Regions from separate parts of the Homo sapiens genome. Here region 2 is linked to region 1. A link is an interaction called in ENCODE POLR2A ChIA-PET data of the cell type or tissue named here. Cell type or tissue: Panc1. All regions are shown on one strand. Links, peaks and the distances in the headings refer to the core of each region. The heading gives the core; the rest is flanking DNA.

Region 1 (10,658 bases), core at 1,419-9,418:
AGCTCACTGCAACTTCTACTTCCTGGGTTCAAATGATTCTCCTGCCTCAGCCTCCCAAGTAGCTGGGATTACAGGTGCTCACCACCACACATGGCTAATTTTTGTGTTTTTAGTAGAGAAGGGGTTTCGCCTTGTTGACCAGGCTCGTCTCAAACTCCTGACCTCAGGTGATATGCCTGCTTCAGCCTCCCAAAGTGCTGAGATTACAGCCATGAGCCACCACACCCGGCCCCTGTGCTCCTTCTCTTTGCCTGCTGTCAGGGCCCTAACATGGAGGAGGAGGCAGGTCCTCAGCCTCAGGTATAGCTGAATGTCTTTTGGAGTGTTTGAAGCATGATTTATGTCTTAGAAATTCTAAAAAGTAAAATGAATTCCAATAGTAATGTCTGTTAGTTTTCCTGAGCCAACTGGAAGAAAAGGATTTTTCACCTGAAATTTTTAAATGACACCCAAGGATAGCCACCAGTGTCTTGGCCATGGAAACCTCCTACGTGCTTCCCGCCCCCAGTTTGATTTGCAGCCTCATGATTGTGTTGCCCTGAACATACTTTCCTCTGATGAGTATGGTTCACACAGTTAACACCACTTCATGAGTTGGGGGCATCATGTAGAGATGAGAATGGATTGCCTTTAGTTACCATTGTGCCTGTTTGTCACCTGAGAGGCCCATTTTTCCTGGCTGATTCCATAAGTGTGTTAGTGTTGTCAGACACCTCTGGACAACTCGAATGACAAGGGGCAGTTGTTTTATAAAGGAAACAAAGGCTTTAGATGTGAAATCATTTTCTTTTTCCCTTCTTTTAGGTGAAATACTTCAATTTTTTTTAAGGGTAAACGGTGGTATCTCAGCAGGTTTAGTGTGCTAATTGGCATGTGCTAGGTTGTGGTTTCAGTGTGGATGGGCAGTTCCCAAGATGGAGAACCAGGTCTCACTGAATTGCAGGAGCCACACTTTCTCTTTTTCACATCCCCCACCATGTGCACGTGTGTGTGTGTGTGTGTGTGTGTGTGTGTGTGTGTTTACACATACAGGTCTCACTCTGTCACCCAAGCTGGAGTCCAGTGGCTGAATGCTGGGTTACTGCAGCTTCAAACTTTTAGTCTTAAGTGATCCTCCCACCTCAGCCTCCCCAGTAGCTGGGACAACAGGCATGCAACCAGCCTGCCTGGATCTTTTTTTTTTTTTTTTTTGGTATTTTTTCAAAATAGAGACAGAGCCTTGCCATGTTGGGTAGGCTGGTCTTGAACTCCTGAGCTCAAGCAATCCTCCCGCATTGGCTTCCCAATGTACTGAATTACAGACATGAGCCACTGCGTCCAGCCTAGTTTTATTATCTGATTACACAAGTGTATTCTTCATAATTCACTGAGCTTTACTTGAATGAAGAATTTGTGCATGTATTTCTCTATGCATGTTACATATCAATAAAAAATTACATAGTACATATTTGGACAAAATGCTAACTCACTGTCTCAAAATAACAGCAGTATTTTTTTTGCTTGTTTCATGGTGAGACACACTCACTCAGAACAAGATCATACTTCTCTGCTATCATGACACACTTATTTCACAGTTTTTTATGGCTCTACAAACAATAGAAATAAAGAAAGGGGTCTCTTGTGTGCACTTATGGGGTATACTCAAATGTAGAGAATTTTGTAGCCAACATTATGTGTGAAAAAACTTACACCTTGATAGATAAAAGATGAAGGGCCAGTGTGGGTGAGAAATTTTTAAGGGATATTTGTTCCCTCACAATATCAGAAACAGAATATTGGTCCACTGCTCTTAACTTACTTCATAAGTTAAGGACAACTTTTTCACAATAAGTTAAGCAGCATTGCCAGGATGCCCTTACTTTTCTGAATGGCCATCATTTGTTAGGTCTTTCTTTCCATGGCGTAGAGTAAATGAGGCAATGGTTAGAAATGCATCCCCCCTAATAGGGCCCTATAGAAGATTATACTGTAAAGGCTATGATTACACAATAGATTTTAAATGTACTTGCTGAAGTTGTGCTAAATAATATTATTTCTTTTAATTACTTATTGGATGAACAGAGAAGTACCTGTGAACTTGCTAACACTGATAGTTGCACCTGGAGAAATACATCCATTAGGCTCCCTGAGCCTACTCTGCATCCACAGAGATGCAGTTGTAGAGGATTAATGAACAGTGTGCTTGGTTGAAATGAGTAGACCACTTATCTAGCTAACTATTTGACCTATTTAATTTTAGTTGGTTGTTCATGGGGACCCTGGCTAAAAAGCATGTTTCGAACTCTTGGTATCATCTTCCTGATAGTTAAAATAGTAATATCTCCCTACTTCACTGTATTCTCTCAAAAGTTATAAATGTTTGCATGCAGTCATTTCTAGAATGTCAAATGGTCTCTTGTAAAACAGAATGACAGAAACTCAAAGACGTATGTGACTATGAAGACACCATAACCTATGAATGACATGATAAGGACAAAAACCCAAAATAGGCCAGGCGCGGTGGCTAACGCCTGTAACCTCAGCACTTTGGGAAACTGAGGTGGGTGGATCATGAGGTCAGGAGTTTGAGACAAGCCTGGCCAACATAGTGAAACCCCATCTCTACTGAAAATACAAAAATTGGCCTGGCGCGGTGGCTCAGGCCTGTAATCCCAGCACTTTGGGAGGCCAAGGTGGGTGGATCATGAGGTCAGGAGATGGAGACCATCCTGGGTAACACGGCGAGAACCTGTCTGTACTAAAAATACAAAAAATTAGCCACGCATGGTGGCACGGGCCTGTAGTCCCAGCTACTCGGAAGGCTGAAGCAGGAGAATTGCTTGAACCCGGGAGGCGGAGGTAGCAGTGAGCTGAGATAGTGCCACTGCACTCCAGCCTGGACAACAAAGCAAGATTCCACCTATAAAAAAATAAAAAATAAAAAAAATAATGGAAACAGAGTGGCACTAAGGCCCTGAGTTTTGGTCACACCATGACCTATGTAAGAACTTAAACAAATGGGGTGATTTTTTTTTCTTTCTTTTTTTTTTTTGAGATGGAGTCTCGCTGCATTGCCCAGACTGGAGTGCAGTGGCATGATCTGGGCTCACTGCAACCTCCGCCTCCCAGGTTCAAGAGAGTCTTCTGCCTCAGCCTCCCGAGTAGCTGGGACTACAGGTGCGTGCCACCATGCCTGGCTAATTTTCATATTTTTACTAGAGACGGGGTTTCACCATATTGGCCAGGCTGGTCTTGATCTCCTGAGCTTTTGATCTGCCAGCCTCGGCCTCCCAAAGTGCTGTGATTACAGACCTGAGCCACTGCGCCCGGCCTGGGGTGAATTTTTTAAACAAAATTATTTATGGCCATCATGTGGACTGAGCATGTGCACTCATCTCAAACAGACCAAAACAAAACAAAATGAGTCACTCATGCTAAAAGTGAGCTTATCAAACCTAAAATTTAAGAAAATAGGTAGATCTTAAAACAGACCAGTTTTTCTTTGGGAGGCCGAGGCGAGCGGATCACCTGAGGTCAGGAGTCTGAGACCAGTCTGACCAACATGGAGAAATCCCTGTCTCTACTAAAAATACAGAATTAAGGCCGGGTGCAGTGGCTCACGCCTGTAATCCCAGCACTTTGGGAGGCTGAGGTGGGTGGATCACCTGAGGTTGGGAGTTTGAGACCAGCCTGACCAACTTGGAGAAACTCCATCTCTACTGAAAATACAAAAATTAGCTGGGCGTGGTGGCGAGCGCCTGTAATCCCAGCTACTCGGGAGGCTGAGGCAGGAGAATCACTTGAACCTGGGAGGTGGAGGTTGCAGTGGGCCGAGATCATGCCATTGCACTCCAACCTGGGCAACAAGAGTGAAACTTTGTCTCAAAAAAAAAAAAAAAAGAAAGAAAAAAAGAAAAAACAAAATACAGAATTAGTTGGGCATGGTGACACATGCCTCTAATCCCAGCTACTCCTGAGGCTGAGGCAGGAGAATTGCTTTAACCTGGGAGGCAGAGGTTGCAGTGAGAGGAGATCACGCCACTAAACTCCAGCCTGGGCAACAAGAGTGAGGAACTCCATCTCAAAAAAACACGAGAAAATACAAACAAGTTTTTGTTTTCTTCTATAAATAGCAGATTTCAACACAAAGAGATCCCCTGTAGTCTAATCCTTTAAAAATAATAATAATAAAATAATAACCTGAAGTTCTTGTTTCCACTTTATAAAACCCACAGTTCTGATATTTCACAGTGAGATCTGAGACTAAATAAGTTCATTTTTTATGATGACACAGTGATATCAATGTCTAAATTTTGGTCTATCTCAGCCGGGTGTGGTGGCTCATGCCTGTAATCCCACTACATTGGGAGGCCGAAGGAAGCAGATCACTTGAGGTCAGGAGTTTGAGACCAGCCTGGGCAGCACGGTGAAACCCCATCTCTACTAAAAATACAAAAATTAGCTGGGCACACCTGTATAGTCCCAGCTACTTGGGTGTCTGAGGCAGGAGAATTGCTTGAACCTGTGAGGTGGAGGTTGCAGTGAGCTGAGATAGCGCCGCTGCACTCCAGCCTGGTGACAGAGCAAAACTCTGTCTCAAAAAAAAAAAAAAAAAAGTTTTGGTCTATGACCCTAGGGAGAAATTGTTAAATTAATTATACCCTAAAGCTGCCCCTTTTCCCGTTTAATTTTAGTCAATAGTTTTTGTTTGTTTGTTCGTTTATTTTACACAATGAACTGAAACCTAACTGGATATGTAAATAGACTGTACCCATTCTTGTACCAACCACTGTGGTTTGGTCAATAAAAGGATGTCAACTGTTCAAACCATGTTCAAATAAGGCAAACCTCAAGTTGTAATGAATTTGGCTGTTTCTGTACCTCACTTCCATTTTCTGTATGTCACTTTGCTTTGTCTGTCCATAAGTCTTTGTCCACCACGTGGCTATGCTGAAATCTCTCTGAGCCTACTCTGGATTCACATGCTACTCTATTTGCAAATCACTCTTTGTTCAGTTAAACTCTGTTGAATTTAATTTCTCTAAAGTTTTTTTTTTATTTAAAAATTTTTCCAGGCCGGGCATGGTGGCTCATGCCTGTAATCCCAGCACTATGTGAGGACGAGGCGGGTGGATGATGAGGTCAGGAGTTCAAGACTGGCCTGGCCAATATGGTGAAACCCTGTCTCTACTAAAAATACAAAAATTAGCAGGACGTGGTGGCGTGCACCTGTAATCCCAGCTATTCTGGAGGCTGAGGCAGAAGAATCGCTTGAACCCGGGAGGTGGAGGTTGCAGTGGGCCAAGATTGCACCACTGCACTTCAGCCTGGGCTACAGAGTGAGACTTTATTTAAAAAAAAAAAAAATTTCCTCAAATTTTTTCTATCGTTAAAATGAATAATGTGTTTTTGGGTTTTAATTTTCTAAACTCATCCCTCACCTATTTTCCCAAATTATTTTGTCCTTTCAAAATGTTTCTGCATTTTTTTTTTTTTTTTTTTGAGGCAGAGTCTCACTCTGTCTCCCAGGCTGGAGTACAGTGGTGTGATCTCGGCTCACTGAACCTCTGCCTCCTGGGTTCAAGCCTCCGTCTCCTGGGATCAAGCAAGTCTCCTGCCTCAGCCTCCCTAGTAGCTGAGACTACAGGCATGCACCACCATGCCCAGCTAATTTTTTCTATTTTAGTAGGGACAGGGTTTCCCTGTGTTGCCCAAGGTTGTCTTGAACTCCTGAGCTCTGACATTCTGCCTGCCTTGGTCTCCCAAAGTGCTAGGATTACAGGCATGAGCCACTGTGCCCGGTCAATTTTTTTTTTTTTTTTTTTTTGGTGACAGAGTCTTGCTCTGTCACTCGGGCCAGAGTGCAGTGGTGTGATATCAGGTCACTGCAACATCTGTCTTCCAGGTTCAAGCAATTCTCCTGCCTCAGCCTCCTGAGTAGCTGGGACTACAGGCACATGCCACCATGCCCAGCTAATTTTTGTATTTTTAGTAGAGATGGCATTTCACCATGTTGGCCTGGATGGTCTCGATCTCTTGACCTCATGATTCACCCACCTCATGAGCCACCACACCCGGCTGTTTTTTGTTGTTGTTGTTTTGTTTTATTTTTAAATCCAGAGTCTCGCTCTGTCATCCAGGCTGGAGTGCAGTGGCGTGAACTCAGCTTACTGCAACCTCTGCCTCCTGGGTTCAGGCAATTCTCCTGCCTCAGCCTCTCGAGTAGCTGGGATTACAGGCATGGGCCACCATGCCTGGCTAATTTTGCTGTATTTTTAGTAGAGACGGGGTTTCACTATATTGGCCAGGCTGGTCTGGGTCTTCTGACCTTGTGATCTGCCCACCTCAGCCTCCCAAAGTGCTGGGATTACAGGCGTGAGCCCCTGCGCCTGGCTGAACAAGTTTCTTGAGGTGAAATAGTTGTATAAACCACATAGGCAAAAGGCAGAATGAAAGTGATTTCAAAAATTGCAGCAATTTTTTATTTTGAGACTTAGTTTCACTCTTGTTGCCCAGGCTGGAGTGCAGAGGCATGATCTTGGCTCACTGCAACCTCTACCTTCTGGGTTCAAGTGATTCTCCTGCCTCAGCCTCCTGAGTAGCTGGGATTACAGGCAGCTACCACCACACCCAGCCAATTTTTGCATTTTTAGCAGAGACGGGGTTTTACCATGTTGGTCAGGCTGATCTTGAACTCCTAACCTCTAGTAATCCACCCACCTCGGCCTCCCAAAGTGCTGGGATTGCAGGTGTGAGCCACCGTGTCTGGCTGCAATTTTTTATTTTATTTTATTTTATTTTTTTGAGATGGAGTCTTGCTCTTTTTGCCCAGGCTGGAGTGCAATGGTGCAATCTTGGCTCACTGCAACCTCTGCCTCCAAGGTTCAAGTGATTCTCCTGCCTGAGCTTCCTGAGTAGCTGGGATTACAGGCATGCACCACCATGCCCAGCTAAGTTTGTATTTTTAGTAGAGACGGGATTTCTCTATGTTGGTTAGGCTGCTCTCGAACTCCTGACCTCAGGTAATCTGTCCCCCTGCCCCAGTCTCCCAAAATACTGGGATTATAGGCCTGGCCACCGCACCTGGTGCTTTTTATCTCTTTTATATTCATTTGCCAATGCTTTTACAGCTCTTCCCATTGAAGTACAGAATCTGGTTTCCAAACCATATATCTGGCTGGCCTTATTTGCTCAGGGCAATGGAAATCTGTGACTATGACAGTGGGCTAGTTTGGGGCTTAGGCTCAAAAGATTTCAAATGCTCCTGTTTTTCTTTCAGAATGTGCCATCTCCATGAGTAACGCCCATGTTAGCCAGATGGAGGATAAGATAACATGAGGAAGAGAAGCAAGGTGCCCCTGTTGATAGCCCCAGAAGCAGATGCTCACCTTCAGAAGCACAGCTGCCTAGTCAATAAGCAGCTGATGATACATGTCTGAAGGAGCTCAGCTGAGACCAAAAGAATGGTCCCACTGAGCCCAGCCTAAATGGCTGACCGTCTCAATTATGAGCTAAAAAGTTTTGGATGGTTTGTTATGCTGCGGTAGCTAACTAATACATGCACTCAGTGCAGATAGGATGCCAGGATTCAATGACAGATTGGTTATTAGTTACCTTCTAACAGTGTGCACCCTAAAAGTATTGATTTTTTCCCCTAATTTAAAGTTGAATGTCTTGCAAAATGACGTTGAGTAATTAAAAAATACATGCAGACATGTATGCATGTAATTGGTCCTTATACTCACATAGTCACCCACACCATAGGAGAAAACAGATAACCGCAGCCTGACAATTAGGGCCAAGGCCAAATAGCAAAATAAGTTTGCCTTAACCTATTTTCTACATATCTAAACATTGGACATCAAGACTATGGACAGATCTGAAAACACAGAGTTTTCTTCTCCTTTGGCTGAGAATTTTTTGTTCACTGGAAGAAAGGTGGACAACAGGTGGCCAGCAGTGGTCCACCTGTGGTTATTTTACTCTTCCTACCTTCTGCCCTTTCTATGGCCATTATCTGTTTCACCTTTTTAACTGAAGAAGTTGTTGGTAGGTAGAGACCTCCCCTGTGGCAGAAAAGGGATGTTCAAGCCCTTCACCTCCACTGACATTGAAGCTGTACTTCAATGTGGCAGCTATTGGCCATGTGTGGCTACTAGGTGCCTGAAATGTTCCTGCTTTGAACTGCAATGTGCTAAAAAGGTAAAATACAGGGTTGGTTTCAAAAATTTAGTTCTAAGTATATATACTTTATTAATAAATATTGCTTACATATTAAAATAATAATATTTTGGGAGCCGGGCGTGGTGGCTCACACCTGTAATCCTAGCACTTCAGGAGGCCAAGGTGATCAGGGTGGATCACTTGAGGTCAGGGGTTCCAGACCAGCCTGGCTAACATGGTGAAACACCATCTCTAGTAAAAATACAAAAAAATTACCAGGGTGTGGAGGCAGGCACCTGTAATCCCAGCTACTCAGGAGACTGAGGCAGGAGAATCACTTTAACCCAGAAGGTGAAGGTTGCAGCAAACCAAGATCCTGCCACTGCACTCCAGCCTAGGTGACAGAACAAGGCTCCGACTCAGAAAAAAATAAAATAAAAATTACTGGCGTCTGCCAGGCGCAGTGGCTTATGCCTGTAATCCCAGCACTTTGGGAGGCCAAAGCAGGCAGATCATTTGAGACCAGGAGTTTGAGACCACCCTGGCCAACATGGTAAAAGCCCGTCTCTACCAAAAATAAAAAAATTAGCCAGATGTGGTTGTGGGCACCTGTAATCCCAGCTACTCTGGAGGCTGAGGCAGGAGAATGGCTTGAACCTGGGAGGCAAAGTTTTCAGTGAGCCAAGATCGTGCCACTGCACTCCAGCCTGAGTGACAGAGCAAGACTCCGTCTCAAAGAGTAAAAAGAAAAATTTATGGGAGTCACTGCAAAAATATTAAATAATTAAATGAAAGTGTTGTTCAAATATTGTAGTTTGTGGTCAATGGGAGGAGCGTGAAGGAAAGATTTTTTTTTTCCTGACCTCAAGAGATCCACCCACCTTGGCCTCCCAAGGTGCTGGGATTACAGGAGTAAGCCACCACACCCAGCCAGAAAGACTTTTTTTAAGGTGCATGATGCAAAAACTTAAACTCAATAATCTGTTAGTTACAGTTACATAGTTTCTTACTTTTTACCTTGAGTGTAAAAATTTCCTGGTTATGTAGTCAGAGCTTAATTGACAGTTTGCAGTTGGTTAAGCCTAAATTTTTTTTTCCCTTGAGGTAGTAATTTACCAAAAAAAGGATTTCAGTTAGACTTTTTAAAAGTAGGAATTCAAGGATTAGAGCTACCTCAGTGGAATTGCCTGCCACTTAAATATTTTCAGACTCCACAGGGGACTGATATTTTCCTGCATTTTCCACAGGTGTCCCAAGCAGCTTCTCAAGTCTACCCCTTTCTCCCCATTCCTCCAGCCTAACTCTGGCTTGCAATAATATACTCAATTAACAGCTTCTTCTGAAAATTCCAAATGTCAACTTCCTCTCCCTAATTCACATTATTAACTATTTGTCCTTTAGTGTACATTTTTGATACCATATTTTAATTAATCCTTTTTTGACAAAGCATTGTATAGCACATTTAAAGAGATTTGTTTCTGTTTGTAAATATCTCCTGTGAGAATAAACCAAAGCATAATACCCTGATACTGTATTGTAAAAAAAAAAAGGTCCCGGAGCCAAGATGGTCAAATAGGAACAGCTCCAGTCTACAGCTCCCAGTGTGAGTGACACAGAAGACGGGTGATTTCTGCATTTCTAACTGAGGTACCGGGTTCATCTCACTGGGGAGTGCCGGACAGTAGGTGCAGGACAGTGGGTGCGGTGCACCGTGCGTGAGCTGAAGCAGGGCAAGTCATCGCCTCACCTGGGAAGTGCAAGGGGTCAGGGAATTCCCTTTCCTAGTCAAAGAAAGGGATGACAGATGGCACCTGGAAAATCGGGTCACTCCCACCCTAATATTGTGCTTTTCCAATGGTCTTAACAAACGGCACACCAGGAGATTATATCCCACACATGGCTCAGAGGGTCCTACGCCCACGGAATCTCACTCATTGCTAGCACAGCAGTCTGAGATCAAACTGCAAGGTGGCTGCGAGGCTGGGGGAGAGGAGCCTGCCATTGCCGAGGCGTGAGTAGGTAAACAAAGCAGCCAGGAAGCTCAAACTGGGTGGAGCCCACCACAGCTCAAGGAGGCCTGCCTGCCTCTGTAGGCTCCACCTCTGGGGGCAGGGCACAGACAAACAAAAGACAGCAGTAACCTCTGCAGACTTAATTGTCCCTGTCTGACAGCTTTGAAGACAGTAGTGGTTCTCCCAGCAGGCAGCTTGAGATCTGAGAACGGGCAGACTGCCTCCTCAAGTGGGTCCCTGACCCCCGAGTAGCCTACTGGGAGGCACCCCCCAGTAGGGGCGGATTGACACCTCACACAGCCGATACTCCTCTGAGACAAAACTTCCAGAGGATTGATCAGGCAGCAGCATTTGCAGTTCACCAATATCCGCTGCTCTGCAGCCACCGCTGCTGATACCCAGGCAAACAGGGTCTGGAGTGGACCTCCAGCAAACTCCAATGGACCTGCAGCTGAGGGTCCTGACTGTTAGAAGGAAAACTAACAAACAGAAAGGACATCCACA
Region 2 (9,328 bases), core at 1-8,000, 63 kb before region 1:
TGAGACTCTGTCTCAAAAAAAAAAAAAAAAAAAAAAATCACTCCTCCATAAAAAAAAACATGTCCGAGAAACTTCCTAAACTCACTCTGAGAAAGAAAAAGGTAAATGAAAATGTTCAACAAATAAAATATATTATTAGATATTAATGTTTTTGAAACTCACCTCTTTTATGCCCTTTGCAAATATTTTCTTACCTTTCAAGCTCTACTAATAAAATGCAATACACAGTTAAAAAACCGAGGTGAGCTGGGCACAATGGCTCACGCCTGTAATCTCAGCACTTTGGAAGGCTCAGGCAGGTGAGTCACTTGAGGCCAGAAGTTTGAGAACAGCCTAGCTAACATGGTGAAACTCTGTCTCTACTAAAACTACAGAAACTAGCTGAGTGTGGTGGTGCACACCTGTAGTCCCAGCTACTTGGGAGGCTGAGGCATGAGAATCACCTGAACTCAAGATCTGGAGGTTGCAGTGGACCGAGATGGTACCACTGCGCTCCAGCCTGGGTGACAGAGGGAAACTGTCTCAAGACAACGAAAACAAGCCTTAGGTCAAAATAAGTGAAAAAACCTTTTCAAGACACAGATATGTCTTAATCATGTGTCAAGTCAGGCCATCCAATTACTTGAGAGACTGTCCCACCCCATCCTACTCACTAAAGTGCTCAATAACCCCCTCTCAGGAGACTCTGAACTATGCCCCAGTGAGTGTCTCAGGCGCATTTTACTCTGCAAGTTCTTACACCATCTCACTGGGGTCAGTTTTTTGCGGTTTGTTTTTGTTTTTGAAATGGAGTCTCACTCTGTCGCCCAGGCTGGAGTGCAGTGGCGTGATATCCACTCACTGCAACCTCCGCCTCTGAGGTTCAACTGATTCTCCTGCCTTAGCCTCCTGAGTAGCTGCGATTACAGGCCTGTACCACTACACCCAGCTTTTTTTTTTTTTTTTTCGTATTTTTAGTAGAGATGGGGTTTCACCATGTTGGCCAGCTGGTCTCGAACTCCTGACTTCGTGATCCACCCTCCTTGGCCTCCCAAAGTGTAGGGATTACAGGCATGAGCCACCATGCCTGGCCCTCGTTTTTGTTTTGTTTTGTTTTGTTTTCTAGAAATTTTTTACTATTTTTCTGTTCTCTAAAGGAAACCAGGAGGCAGAAATTATTTGTTTTCTCCTCAATACTGGTATCTGATTGACTGACCAGCAATGTGTCTTTAAGAAATGAAAGCTGGGTTGGGTGAAGACAATATTAATGTCTCATAAAATTAGCTTTAAAAAAAAAAGTGCACTAGGAAATGCCTTTTAGACTCAGGGCATCCACCTGCGCACTTGGGACGCTACACTCAATACCTCAGATTTTCCTATGAGAGAATATGACCCAGAAGCTGATATTTACTAGACACTCTAAGCAGACATAGCCATGGTGGGTATCTTCGTTTATCCCAATACAGTACTGAAACCCAGGTCCAAGAAAACCGAATGGTGACTGAAGACACATCACACTATAGTTTCCAAAAGGAAAACTTGACCCAAAAACATTCTGATAAGATATCTGTGACTAGGGAAGATAGAAGAAAAAAAAACGCAGAGATATTTTACAATACAGTGTCAGGAGATTATTCTTTGCTTTCTTCTCATAGGAAATATTTACAAAAAGAAAACAAACCTTTTTAAATGTGCCATCAAATGCTTTGTCAAAAAATGATTAATTGGCCGGGTGCAGTGGCTCACGCCTGTAATCCCAGCACTTTCGGAGGCCAAGGCGGGCGTATCACCCGAGGTCGGGAGTTTGAGACCAGCCTGACCAACATGGAGAAACCCTGTCTTTACTAAAAACACAAAATTAGCCAGGCATGGTGGCACATGCCTATAATCCCAGTTACTAGGGAGGCTGAGGCAGGAGAATCGCTTAAACCTGGGAGGCGGAGGTTGCGGTGAGCCGAGATCGTGCCATTGCACTCCAGCCTGGGCAACAAGAGTGAAACTCTGTCTCAAAAAAAAAAAAAAAAAAAAAAAAAAAAAGATTAATTGGCCAGGCGAGATGGCTCACGTCTGTAATACCAGCTCTTGGGGAGGCTGATGCAGGCGGATCGCTTGAGGCTAGGAGTTTGAAACCAGCCTGGACAACATAGTGAAGCCCGGTCTCTACTAAAAATACAAAAATTAGCCAGGCGTGGGGGCGGGCGCCTATAATTCCAGCTACTTGGGCGACTGAGACAAGAGAATCATTTGATCCCATAAGGCAGAGGTTGCAGTGAGCCTAAATCACACCACTGCACCACTGCACTCCATCCGGGGTGACCGAGCAAGCCTCTGTCTCAAAAATTAAAATAAATAAATAAATAAAAATTAAAACAGGTATCAAAATCTACCCTAAAGGACAAATAGATGATAAAGTGAATTAGGGAGGGGACATTGGCATTTGGGAATGTCAGACAAAACGGGAAATTTAGTATTTTCCTGCAAGCCAGAGTTAGGCTGGAGGAATAGGGGATGAGGGGTGGACTTGAGGCCCTGCTTGGGATACATGTGAAAATTTCAGGAAAAAAGCAGTCCCCTGTGGAGTGTGAAAATAATTAAGTGGCAGGCAATTAGATTGAGGTGGCTCTAGTCCCCGGATTTCTACTTCTAAAAAAAAAATCTAAACTCAAGAGCATTTTTTGGTAAATTACTACATTAGCGGAAACAAAATTCTTGCTTAACCAAGAATAAGCTGACAATTAAGCTCTGATTACATAACCAGGATATTCCCACCTTAAATGTAAAAATTAAGAAACGAGGCTGGGCACGGTGGCTCACGCCTGTAATCCTAGCACTTTCGGAGGCCAAGGTGGGTGGATCACCTGAGGTCAGGAGTTGGAGACCAGCCTGGCCAACATGGTAAAACCCCGTCTCTACTAAAAATAAAAAAATTGTGGTGGCGGGCGCCTGTAGTCCCAGCTACTAGGGAGGCTGAGGCAGGAGAATCGCTTGAACCCAAGAGGCGGAGGTTGCAGTGAGTCGAGATCACACCACTGCACTCCAGCCTGAGCAAAAAAGTGAGACTCTGTCTCAAAAAAAAGAAAAAAAAAAAAAAAAAACGACAACCTAGATTGCTGTACCTAGCCAATTATTGAATTTGGTTTTCTTTATCATGAACCTTGTAACAATCTTTTCTTCAGGCCCCTTCCATGGACCACAAAAGTACAAACCACAGCTGGGTGTGGTACAATTTTTGAATCATTCTTTTATTAAAGTATTTAATATTTTTGCAGTGACGCCCATAAATTTTTAATGGGAAAAAAGAGGGCCTGGGAACCCCACAGACCAAAGCTCTTCCCGTTCATGAACCCGCAACCCGAGTCAGGATTCTCCCCTGACGACCCTCCCCGGGTCCCTGAACAATCTGGGAGAGACGCGGGGCTGCGGGTCCACAGCTGCCCAGAGAGGGCTCCAGGACAGGGCACAGTCACTGCGCAGGGAAGAAACAGGACTCCTGGGGGTCTGGCTGTCAGCGCAGCCGCCATCTTATTTCTGAAGGGGACTGAGGTCGAGCTGGGCGCAGATTGTGGAGCTGACTGGGGGGAGGCCTGAGTCCCGCCACAGCCGCTTCCCACCAGTTCCAACCAGCCCCCTCCCCTCTCTCGGGATGTCGGACTGGCATTCTCACCATTTCTAGGCTTCTAGGGGGTCCTGGCATCTTAGCTGTGGATCTCCAATACCTGCTGGTAACAGCGCCACAGAGGCTGGGCCTCTAGGAGCAGAGGACACAGAGCAGTGAAGACAGACCTGGGACTCCGGCGACAGCGAGAGACAAAGGCCCCGCCATATCCCGGAAGCCGCTTTGTCCAGTCCAGCTGTGTGCCTGATTGGACAGTTCCCAGCCCAACGTCCCTAGTTGGATAACGTTTAAGGCCCCGCCTACTCAGACCCTGAGTGATAGAAGATGTGATCACACCCTAGGCTGAAGAAAGAGTGACAGCCTAAGCTGCAGCCTTATCGGGCAGGGCTTCCTCCCTGAGCTGAGCCAGGCCCACCCCAGAGCATGGGAAAATTCTATATCTTTTTTGCTCTCTCTCTTTTTCAATGTATTCAAAATGTGAACAAACATATTTTATGTATATTAATAATACATATAATTTTTGTTCAAGAGAAAATCAACTTTTACTTTAGTAATAATGTATTATCAGCACTAAAGCTAATTTGATAAACCGTTATAAGTAAATCCATCAGCTGGGCGCGGTGGCTCACGCCTGTAATCCCAGCACTTTCGATGGCCAAGGCGGGCGGATCACATTAGGTCATGTGTTGGAGACCAGCCTGACTATCATGGTGAAACCTCATCTCTACTAAAAATACAAAATTAGCTGGGCGTAGTGGCACGTGCCTGTAATACCAGCTTCTCGGGAGGCTGAGGCAGGAGAACTGCTTGAACCTGGGAGGTGGAGGCTGCAGTGAGCGTGGATCGCGTCATTACACTCCAGCCTGGACAACAAGAGTAAAATTCCGTCTCAAAAAAATAAAAGAAAAAAAAATTAGCTGGGCATGGTGGCGCACGCCTATAACCCCAGCTTCTCGGGTGGCTGAGGCAGCAGAATTCCTTGAACCCGGGGGGCTGAGGTTGCAGTGAGTCAAGATCCTGCCACTGCACCCTAGCCTGGGCGACAGAGCGAGACTTTGTCTCAAAAAATAAAATAAAATAACAAAAATAAAGTCCATCAAATTTGTCTTTTTGACCATTCTAGATTTTTATACATATTTTATGATCTCTTATACTTTTTTTTATTTTTTATTTTTTGTCTAGACGAAGTCTAGCTCTGTCGCCCAAGCTGGAGTACAGTGGCGCCATCTTGGCTAACTGCAACCTCTGCCTCCTGGGTTCAAGCGATTCTCCTGCCTCAGCCTCCCGAGTAGCTGGGATTACAGGCGTGCATCACCAAACCTGGCTAATTTTTTGCATTTTTAGTAGAGACGGGGTTTCACTATGTTGCCAGGCTGGTCACGAACTCTTGGCCTCAGGTAATCCACCCGCCTCAGCCTCCCAAATTACTGGGATTACAGGCGTGAGCCATCGTGCCTGGCCATTTTTTAAATTTTTATGTTGTATTTTAATCTACATTATTTTTATATTTTCAATTTGAAACAACCTTTAAATAATTTCAAAGTAGACAAAATGTTTCTAACTTTCTTCATCAAAAGCATATTTTGCTTTTGTTTATACACTGTTTTTTTATTTCCAGGAGAGGCTTGCTCTTTCGCCCAGGCTGAAGTGCAGTGGCGCAATCTTGGCTCACTGCAACCTCCGCCTCCCAAGTTCAAGCGATTCTCCAGCCTCAGCCTCTGGAGTAGCTGGGACTACAGGTGTAAGCCATCATGCCCGGTTTATTTCTGTATTTTAAGTAGGGACTGGAATTTGCCTTGCTGTTCAGGCTGGTCTCAAACTCCTAAGCTCGAAATGATCCACCTGCCTTGGCCTCCCAAAGTGTTGGGTGTTGGGATTACAGACGTGACCCACTGCGCCTGGCCTTTGTTTATACACTCTCTATAAAAAAATTGTTTTACACCTAGAAATCTTAGTTTTTATATATATATATATATACCCTTAACAAACTAATTTTTAGTGAAACCCCTAGGAAGTAATTTTGAACTGTTTTGTATCAATATTTGTAGATAAAAAATTTTATGTTTTTTAATAAAAGACGTTTATTCAAATTTTCTGTTAAGTAACAGATCTAAATATAGTTAGCTTTTCTATATCATGTTAAAAAAAATTCTGGGCTGGGTGCAGTGGCTCACGCCTGTAGTCCCAGCACTTTGGGAGGCCGAGGTGGGTGGATCACGAGGTCAGGAGTTCAAGACCAGCCTGGCCAATATGGTGAAACCCCCATCTCCACTATTAAATACAAAAATTAGCTGGGCGTGGTGGCGCGTGCCTGTAGTCCCAGCTACTCAGAGGCTGAGGCAGGAGAATCGCTTGAACCTGACAGGAGGAGGTTGAAGTGAGCCAAGATCAGGTCACTGCACTCCAGCCTGGGTGACAGAGTGAGGCTCTGTCTCAAAAAAAAAAAAAAAAAAGATTGTGGTCACTCATGATGGCTCATGTTTATAATCCCAGCACTTTGGGAGGCCAAGAAATGAAGACTGCTTAAGCCCAGGAATTTGAGATCAGCCTGGGCAACATGGCAAAAACATGTATCTAAAAAAATACAAAAGTTAACTGAGCATGGTGGCCTGTACCTTTAGTACCAGCTGTTCAGGAGGCGGAGGGAGGAGGATTGCCTGAACCAAGGAGGTCGAGGCTGCAATGAGCCCTGATTAAGCCACTGCACTCTATTCTGGGTGACAGAGTGAGACCCTTTCTAAAAAATAAAAAATAAACCAAAAACAGCCAAAGCATAGAAAGTTAAACTTACGGGGTTTGGGATTATTTTTTGTTTATTATTATTATTATTATTTCCAAAGTTTTTAAGGTACAGAAGATGTTTGGATACATGGATAAGTTCTTTTGTAGTGATTTCTAATATTTAGGAGCACCCATCTCCCAAGCAGTGTGCACTGTACCCAATATGTAGTCTTTTATCCGTCACTCTTCTCCTACCCTTGCCACTGAGTACCCACAGTCCATTATATAATTCTTATGCCATTGCATTCTCATAGCTTAGTTCCCACTTATAAGTGAGAACATACAATATTTGTTTTTTTCATTTTTTAGTTACTTCACTTAGAATAATGTTCTTCAACTCCATTGAGGTTGCTGCAAGTGCTATTATTTTATTCCTTGTTATGATTGAGTAGCATTCATTGGTGTATATATATTATTATAAATATATTATATATTATTTATATATATTATATATATATAAAGAAAATGTGGTATATGCCACATTTTCCTTTTCCACTCATTAGTTGATGGGCATTAATTAGGCTGCTTCCATTCTTTTGCAATTGCAAATTGTGCTGCTATAAACATGCATGTGCAAGTATCTTACTCATATAATGACTTATTTTTCACCATGTAGATACCCAGTAGTGGAATTGCTGAATCAAACGGTAGTTCTACTTTTAATTTTTTAATGAATCTCCATACTGTTTTCCATAGTGTTGTACTAGTATACATTCCCACCAGCAATGTAAAAGTATTCCCTTTTCACCAAAACCATGCGAACATGCATTATTTTTGATGTTTTAATTATGGTCATTTTTGCAGGAATAAGGTGGTATCACATTGTGGTTTTGATTTGCATTTTCCTGATCATTAATCATTAGTAATGTTGAGCATTTTTATCTACGTTAGTTGGCCATTTGTATATCTTCTTTTGAGAATTAATTAAGTCTCATCTGTCTTTGTTTCATGTTGCATGTGCTTTTGGGTTCTTGGTCATCTACGCTTTGCCAAAGCCAATGTCTAGAAGAGTTTTTCCAGTATTACCTTCTACAATTTTTATAGTTTCAGGTCTTAACATTTTTGATCCATCTTGAGTTTATTTTTGTTTTGCTTAGTCTTGCTTTGTCTATGCAGGTTCTTTTTTGTTTCATATGAATTTTAGAGTTTTTTAGTTATGTGAGGAAATTATGATGTTATTTTCATAGGAATTGTATTGAATTTGTAGCTTGCTTTTGGTAATATGATTTTTACAATACTAACCCTACCCATCTATAAGCATGGGATGTGTTTTTATTTGTATGTGTCATCTATGATACCTTTCAGACATATTTTACAGTTTTTCTTGTAGAGATCTTTCATGGCCTTCATTAGGGATAATCCTAATTATTAGTATTATTTTTTTGCAGCTGCTTTAAAAGGGGTTGAGTTCTTGATTTAAATATCAGTTTGGTCACTGTTGGTGTATACCAATGCCACTAATATGTGCACATTAATTTTGTATCCTAAAACTTTACTGAATTGATCAGATCTAGATGCTTTTTTATGAGTATTTAGGGTTTCCTAATTATATGATTGTAACATCAGTGAACAGTGACAATTTGACTACCTCTTTACCAACTTGGAGGCTCGCTACTTATTTCTTTTCTCTAATTGCTCTGGCTGGGACTTCCAAGTACTATGTTGAATAGAAGTGATGAAAATGGGCACTATTGTCTTGTTCCATTTCTCAGAGAAAATGTTTCCAACTTTTTCCTGTTCAGTTTAATGTTTGCTGTGGGTTTGTCACAGATGGTTTAAAAAAAAATTGAAGAGATTGATTCTGAGCCATATATGAGTGACAATGGCCTGTGACACAGCTCTCAGGAGGTTCTGAGAACATGTGCCCAAGGTGGTCGGGGCAAAGCTTGCTTTTATACATTTTGTAATGAGACATCAATCAAATAGTTTTTTGGGTTTTTTTTTTTTGTTTTTTTGAGATGGAATCTCACTCTGTTGCCCAGACTGGAGTGCATTGGCGCGATCTGGGCTCACTGCAACCTCCGCCTCCCAGGTTCAAGAGATTCTTCTGCCTCAGCCTCCCAAGTAGCTGGGACTACAGGCACCCGCCACCACGCCTGGCTAATTTTTTTTTTTTTTTTTTAGTATAGATGGGGTTGCACCGTGTTAGCCAGGACGGTCTCGATCTCCTGACCTCGTGATCCGCCCGCCTCGGCCTCCCAAAGTGCTGGGATTACAGGCATGACCCACTGTGTCTGGCCCAGTTTTTGTTAAAGAATTACAGCAATTAGCTATACAAAACATAAGCATTGTTCTGAAAAATTAAATAAAATAATTTTGAATAAGTTTAATAATTAATTTACTATTGAGGAACACATTTACCATAGTTACAATGTTTTTACCTATGAGGAGATGTGCTCTGCCACAAGGGTTTGTGATAAAGAATCTTCTTAATTACTATATTTTGCGAGACTCGATATTATCTTTTTTTTTTTTTCTTTTGAGGCAGAGTTTCACTCTTGTTGCCCAGGCTGGAGTGCAATGGCACAATCTTGGTTCACTGCAACCTCTGCCTCCAAGGTTCAAGTGATTCTCATGCCTCATCCTCCAGAGTAGCTAGGACTACAGGTGCACACCACCACACCCAGCTAATTTTTGTATTTTTAGTAGAGACGGGGTTTCGCCATGTTAGCCAGGCTGGTCTCGAACTCCTGACCTCAGGTGATCCACCTGCCTTGGCCTCCCAATGTGCAGGGATTACAGGCGTGAGATACTGTACCCATCGGAATTATTTCTTTTAGTAGTTTAGAAACCTTGATTGCCTTTTCAGACTTGGTAGGAAAAGCCTCAATCCAAACGGTAAAGGTGTCAATGAATACTAATCAATATTTAAACCCTTTACACGGGGGCATCTGAGTATAGTCTATTTGCCAGTCTTCACCAGGGTATGCTCCTCTATGCTGAACAGGCCTT

What was found. ChIA-PET counts read pairs that join two places held together with the same protein. Peaks named below come from ENCODE experiments on the same cell type or tissue, not always from the same donor. Only the 100,000 strongest peaks of a DNase experiment are listed, where the experiment ranks them.
Region 2: POLR2A ChIA-PET joins it to region 1 with 11 read pairs; 23 of 35 experiments call an interaction of 5 or more read pairs at or near these places.

Annotation. Positions count from the first base shown.
Region 1 is chr19:24,018,517-24,029,174 of GRCh38, reverse strand. No RefSeq gene overlaps it. Among named protein-coding and RNA genes, the nearest start is that of ZNF254, 63 kb to the left of the region's middle. In Panc1, for the core only: no CTCF peak of the experiment used is centred there; no DNase peak of the experiment used is centred there.
Region 2 is chr19:24,081,653-24,090,980 of GRCh38, reverse strand. ZNF254 (zinc finger protein 254) reads right to left here and starts at 3,794. Exons shown (of 4, transcript NM_203282.4): 1 at 3,644-3,794. The coding sequence starts at 3,673. RefSeq lists enhancers at 3,419-3,508, 3,569-3,618, 3,669-3,748. In Panc1, for the core only: no CTCF peak of the experiment used is centred there; a DNase peak (open chromatin) is centred at 3,850; H3K4me3 peaks cover 1,919 bases; H3K27ac peaks cover 1,235 bases.